Linked DNA regions of Mus musculus: region 2 is linked to region 1. Evidence: chromatin loops called from intact Hi-C (ENCODE). Cell type or tissue: gastrocnemius. All regions are shown on one strand. Each heading gives the region's core, and the rest is flanking DNA. Links, peaks and the distances in the headings are about the cores only. Region 1 overlaps Rftn1 (raftlin lipid raft linker 1). Region 2 overlaps Rftn1 (raftlin lipid raft linker 1).

Region 1 (2,914 bases), core at 288-2,787:
AGTTGGTCTGCAAATCTTTAGGGGACATTTCCTTGATTAATTATTGGTGTGTGTGGTGCCACCCCTGTGCAAGGGTGGTCCTTGGCTATAAGAAAAAGCAAACTGACTGAGACAGGGAGGGTGACAGGAAGAGCCTGGGATGTGATTGCACCAGTATCTGTGAGCAGCGATCCTGCATGGCCTCTGTTTCTGTCCCTGCCCCGATATCTCTCTGTGATGGACTAGGCCTGGGACATGTAAGCAAAAGACACCCTTTCGTCCCCACGTTGGTTTTGCTCAGCATGTATCGCAGCAATAGAAAGCAACCTAGAAGAGAGGCCAGGCGATTTGAAAATATGTTCATTTGAGATTCTGAAAACCTACATATTATTGGGTAGTTCTAGCTTCTTTCTCTGTAGTGCAGGCTGACCTATAATTTACTAAAGTGGTCCAGGATAGCCTTTAATTCACAATCCTCTTGCGTCTGCTTTGCAAGTGCTGGGGTTACAACTGTGCAATACCACCCCAGGCTATTCCTTATCATTCCCTATAGCAAAGGGAACTCAGTCCAGAGTACAGCAAGGCTTAAGGGCTTCCCTCTCGAGACAGCACCATTAAGAAAATGAAGCAGCATACCACCCCGGGTTTCTAATCATCTTCTAACAACCCAAGTTCCTCAAGAAGAAGAAAGTGGAGGCAATGTTAGCCTGAGTGCTTACTGTCATGGTGAGCAGCTTCCCAACCTGGGCCTTTGTGTAGATGAGGTAACACATTTCCCTAAATACCCCCAAACAGGCAGCCAGCCACTACCAGGTGGGTGGGGTGGGTGGGTGGGTGGAGGGTGGGTGGTGGGGGTGCGGGATGGGGGGGGGCTGCTGAATCAGCAGCCCCAATTTTATACTTCAGTAACACCAGTGACCTGAGACAGCAAGCTGGGGGTGGGGTGTCCCTGAATATCAAGGGCTTATTAGAACTCCAGGGAATTTTCTAGAAATCTATCTTTAGAGTCTCCATGGAAGTCAAAGCTCAGCAGTGAGGCAAGGAGACAGAGTCCCGAGAGTGTGAGCAGGAGCAGATGCCCGTCTTCACACCTCGCTGCTTTAATATCCCAGCGCTGTGACTTTCCCCAGCGCTCCCTCATTTACAGGGGCTTCCATGACATTACTAAAAGGCACTTTAACAAAATGTTGAGACTCTGCAGTTGGGCATCATTATGCTTGGTTTAACCCTTGGTTTGAAGACCTATTCTAAAAAAAAAAAAAATTACCCTTGAGTCCAAACTAACAAATATACAATGTGGCCTTAACGGCACCTCGATGTCCCAGGGTAAATGTCACCATTAAACTAGGGACTTGGAACTGGTTTCTATTATGATATGCTGAAAAAAAAAACCTGAATGTTTTATTGTAAATAAAACACTCTGTAAATACCCTGGGGAACAGGAGGACAATTTTAGAAGACAGATGTGACTTGAGAGTTTTATATACCACAAAGATGGAGGTCCCTTTGTGTAACAATAGGTTATTTGGGGGAAGGGGCCAAGATCTGGGGATATACACCGTTTAAAAGATTATTACTGATGTCCAGTAATGCTTACATTTAATATTCAATTTATTTTTAAACAAATACATGTATTTACAATGAAATATAATCCTTTCTTCTTCATGGTTCTTTCCCTTTAGCTGCCATCAATTCATATAACTATACATGATAGATAAATAAATGCAATCTGCTGAGGCACTCAGTATCTCTTGCAAAGATGTGATTCCAGGGATGACTACTTGAAAGTGGATAACCAATTTGGGGGTTTAACGGGGTGACTGTTTCTCCCTGGCTCATCAGTCATTGAATTCTCCACGTCTTAACTTCTTGTTTTCTATGCATTCTATTTTATTCTGCACTGCCTCAGCCTCACCTAGTAGAATGGACTGAACATGACCTTGTCGCTTCAGAGCCCCTGTGTGTGAAAAGCTCTTTTCCCCCCACAGATGGCCACACTCATTTCTCTCAAGTCCGTGTGGTGAACCAGAACCCTCCACACCTACACCGAGAGAGGTGGTGTCTTCAGAAGTGTCCTGTGCTCCAGTCAGTGTGGGTGTCTGTGACACCTCTTGAGTGAAGTGGAGAATCATGTGACATTTTGAGGCAGCTCATACAAATTCCATGAACTTCAACCTTCTTCTTTTAGGGTCTGTCATGGTTTAAGTAGGCCGAGTAACAAGCAGCATCCATCTTCCAGTGATGAGGGTACCATGCCCTGAAGGTAGACCCCAGTCCCATGCCACCCAGTGGGAACTCTGTATCCCACCACTGGGAATGTGGCTCCCTCTGCCTACTTGAAGACTTTGGGGCAAACAAATGGCTGTTACTGTTATAAACCAATATCCTTAGGTGGTAAATACATGCTATCAGACCTTTCTGTCTCTCTTACTTCCTCCCCAACTCCAGCCTCCTTCCCTGCCTTGGTGTTCTGAGGCAGCTTCTCACATAGACTAGCCTACTGAGGTGGGGGATTGCAGGCATGAGTCATCACACCCCACCTAACTTCCTTTGAAATACAAAGACCCTCACTAATTTGTATCCACAAGTGACTTAGTGGCTTCTTCAAGGAAACCTCCAAACCCTCCATAAAAGACTGGCTGAGCAGTACCTTCAGAGATGCAGAAATGTAAATAAAGAGAATGCAAATGTTCCTCAGGAGTGGGCCTTCAGGGCTATGAGGAAAGTCATTAGGCTCTCAGTTTGCCATGCTGCATCCAAACTGCGGATGCAGGTGGATGCCCGTGAGATAAACACACTGCCCTGCACTGAGGGTTACACTATTAATAGGCTCAGGAAACTCCTCGTAGGCAAACCGAGACTTGCTTCTTGTTTATCGCAAGTTACAAATGTGCAGTGCATGAATTAATGATGATGTATTATTCAAGGCTGACGG
Region 2 (2,914 bases), core at 108-2,607, 67 kb before region 1:
CCAGTGACTGGGTTCCAGGTACAAGCAACTGTGCCAGCCTTAAACTGGCCTTATTTCTTTTACGTGCATGAGTCTTGTGTCTAACATGTAGGTATGCATACGTCCATGGTTTTGTTACAAATATGTAACAAATGATGGGATGGGAGTTACAGACTGTTGTGAGGCCCCACGAGGGTGCTGGGAACTGAACTTAGATCTTCTGTAAGAGCAGTAAGTATTCTTAACTGCTGAGCCATCATTCCAGCCCTAAACTGATCTTTTAAATGATCACGTTGACTCTGAAAACATTTTTGCAGGGGAAATATGCTACCAGGAGGCAAGAGTAACTGGACCTATGATACTGGGGGATTCTAGATTTTTTATGGTTTAAAACATAAAGTGACTACTAGGAGGAGAAGGGGCTGAGGATGCCCTGTGGGAGTTCTGTCATTTTAGAAACGGGCGTGTACACGGGAGGGAGGGTAGGAAGTCCCATGTGCACTGTTAGATGGAGTAAGAGAAAGGGATGATGGAGGCGGCTCGGATGAAGCGACGCTAAATGATGACACAGAAACAGTGAGCGCAGAGATGGTTAGCAAAGACCTGGCAAGAAAGATTCCAGAAGAGTAAGAGGAGAGATGGGGTGGGGCTGGACCCTAAAGAGCTTGTTCCAGAATCAAGAATTGTAGTTGGAGAATGAAATGCTCCTCACGGGTTCCTGTACTTTATTCTTCAGCTGATGGCACTCTTTGGGGGAGTTATGGGATCTTTAGGAGGCAGTCTCACTGGAGGAAGTGGGCCCCTGGGACAGGCCTTTCAGTTTTCTAGCCTGGCCCTACTTCCTGTCTGTCTCTCTTTGCTCACTGTAGGCATGGTGTGACCAGAAGCCTCCTGTTCCTGCTGCCATCCTCTTCCACCATGATAGGCTGGAGCCCACCTTAAACTGACCGCCAGAAATCCCTCCCTTCCCGGAGATGCTCTTGTTGTGGATTTGATGACAGCAACCAATGCACGTGGTAAGACAGCACCAAGAGACGAAGTGCAGCCTACAGAAGCAATGGGGACTGGACGCAGTGGCTGACGGGTCATGGTGGGATAGGGACCCAGATGCTGAGGCATGAAAGGGTGGGGACAAAGACTGGGTGCACACAAGTCTTTCTTGGCAGGGGGTGGGGGCAGGGCTGTCTCATGGAGAACGAGTGAATGCTGAGTACCATATTGATTCAGGACACCGAAAGAGAGAGCAGTCTGTCTGCATCGGCCTAGCCGGTGAGAGTAGGCTCACTGGGTAAGAAAACATGGCTTCTGCCCTTTCCGTAAGGAAAGCCAGTTCTACTTTCATGTCCCCTCTGTGGGATGCCAAGGTCTTCATGTGAAAACCAAGGAAGCCCACAAGGAGACACCTGGCAGGGGGGTCTAGAGCCGTTTCCATTAAGGGCCTCAAGCCCAATCGCTTCATGTCTGGTAGCTGACCTTGTGTGTTGCTTACTGAACGTTGCTTTCTGTGGCTGGTGACGTCCTAAGAGCCTGAGACTGAGGACTATCTGATATCAGTCTATGGCCATCCATCTTCCAGGTGGTGGCTGACTGCTCCTGGTGGTTAATGGGTGACTGGCAGCTGCCTCCTGGTCCACCTCGGTTGTCACCTGTCACATTACTGTCCCAGAGCTTGGAGAGTGGGCCTCCTTTGCACTCCAGTCCATCTGGATCCTTGTCCTCACCAACCTGGCATTCCTTCAGTAAATGGGCAACCCACAGGGTTTGTTGGCGGATAAGGGACTACTGCAATCTGTTCACTGGCTGGATGTTCCTACCTGGGACTCTTGAACAAAGACTGGGGTATAAGGGGGAGGGGGCCAACTGTGCAGAGCCAAACAGGGTGGCAACTTTCACCAGAGTGTGGTCATGGCCATCAAGGTGGAACAAAGTGGATCCAGGTGACACCTAACTGGGGCCTTGGTAGACCCCACCAATATGCTGGCCTGTTCCTGAGAAGCTACTAATACACCTTCAGCATGTTTGTCCATGTTCTTTTGCTGTAACAGAATAAGAAAGTCAAGTAGAGGAGGCTGGAGAGAGACACAGACAGAGAGAGATACAGAGACAGAGAGAAAGAGAGATAGAGATAGAGAGAGAGAGAGAGAGAGAGAGAGAGAGAGAGAGAGAGCGAGCGAGCACTTGGTGCTCTTTCAGAGGACACAGGTTCAATTCCAGCACCCATGCCAAGCAGCTCACGAACTCCTGCAACTGACTCAAGGGCTCTAAGCCTTTTCCTGGCCTCCACAGGCACTGATGTGCAGGGAATAGCATGCAGGCACACCCAAATACACATAAGCTAAAGATTAATATTAAAGGAAAGTCAACTAGAAAGAAGGGAAGGTCTAGTTTGGCTCAGAGGGTTTGGTCTGTAGTCCGTTGATCCCATTGCCTTTGGGCCTGTAGTGAGACAGCATGTGATGGTAGGGAGTGGGTGGTAGAGAGTATTCACCCAGTGGCAATCCAGAAACCAAGAGAAAGGGCACCAGTTATGATACCCCCTTCAAGAGCACACCCCCTCCCCCACGGCCTAGCTTCTTTTCCATTCTGCCCCATCACGTAAATGCTTAACTATATACCTCATTAAAGTACCATCAGGCAGAGACCAAGCCATAAGTACCTGAACCTTTGGGGGACATTGAAGATTCAAATTGGAACACAGAGGAGAAGCCCTGACCTCAAAGAGGATGGGCAGTGCATCTGAATCACCCATCAGAAGCAGATGCTGGGCTCAGTTTCAGGACACAGAGAAAACTCTAGGAACAGCCACTATCCCTCATGTGCTGTGCCCATGTTAGACAAGAGAAGTCCACCAAGGAGGAAAGAGACCTGGTGACCCTCCAGCATGGGCCTCCCTGGGGATGAACTGCCACATGCTATGCTGGCCTCTGTCTCCATC

What was found. Peaks named below come from ENCODE experiments on the same cell type or tissue, not always from the same donor. Only the 100,000 strongest peaks of a DNase experiment are listed, where the experiment ranks them.
Region 2: it touches region 1 in a loop (2.3-fold over the local background); 2 of 42 quality-filtered maps call a loop at or near these places.

Annotation. Positions count from the first base shown.
Region 1 is chr17:50,065,954-50,068,867 of GRCm38, forward strand. The region is part of intron 4 of Rftn1 (raftlin lipid raft linker 1); the gene reads right to left. Among named protein-coding and RNA genes, the nearest start is that of Gm52302, 33 kb to the left of the region's middle. In gastrocnemius, for the core only: no CTCF peak of the experiment used is centred there; no DNase peak of the experiment used is centred there.
Region 2 is chr17:49,999,100-50,002,013 of GRCm38, forward strand. The region is part of intron 9 of Rftn1 (raftlin lipid raft linker 1); the gene reads right to left. Among named protein-coding and RNA genes, the nearest start is that of Gm52302, 34 kb to the right of the region's middle. In gastrocnemius, for the core only: no CTCF peak of the experiment used is centred there; DNase peaks (open chromatin) are centred at 1,167 and 1,698.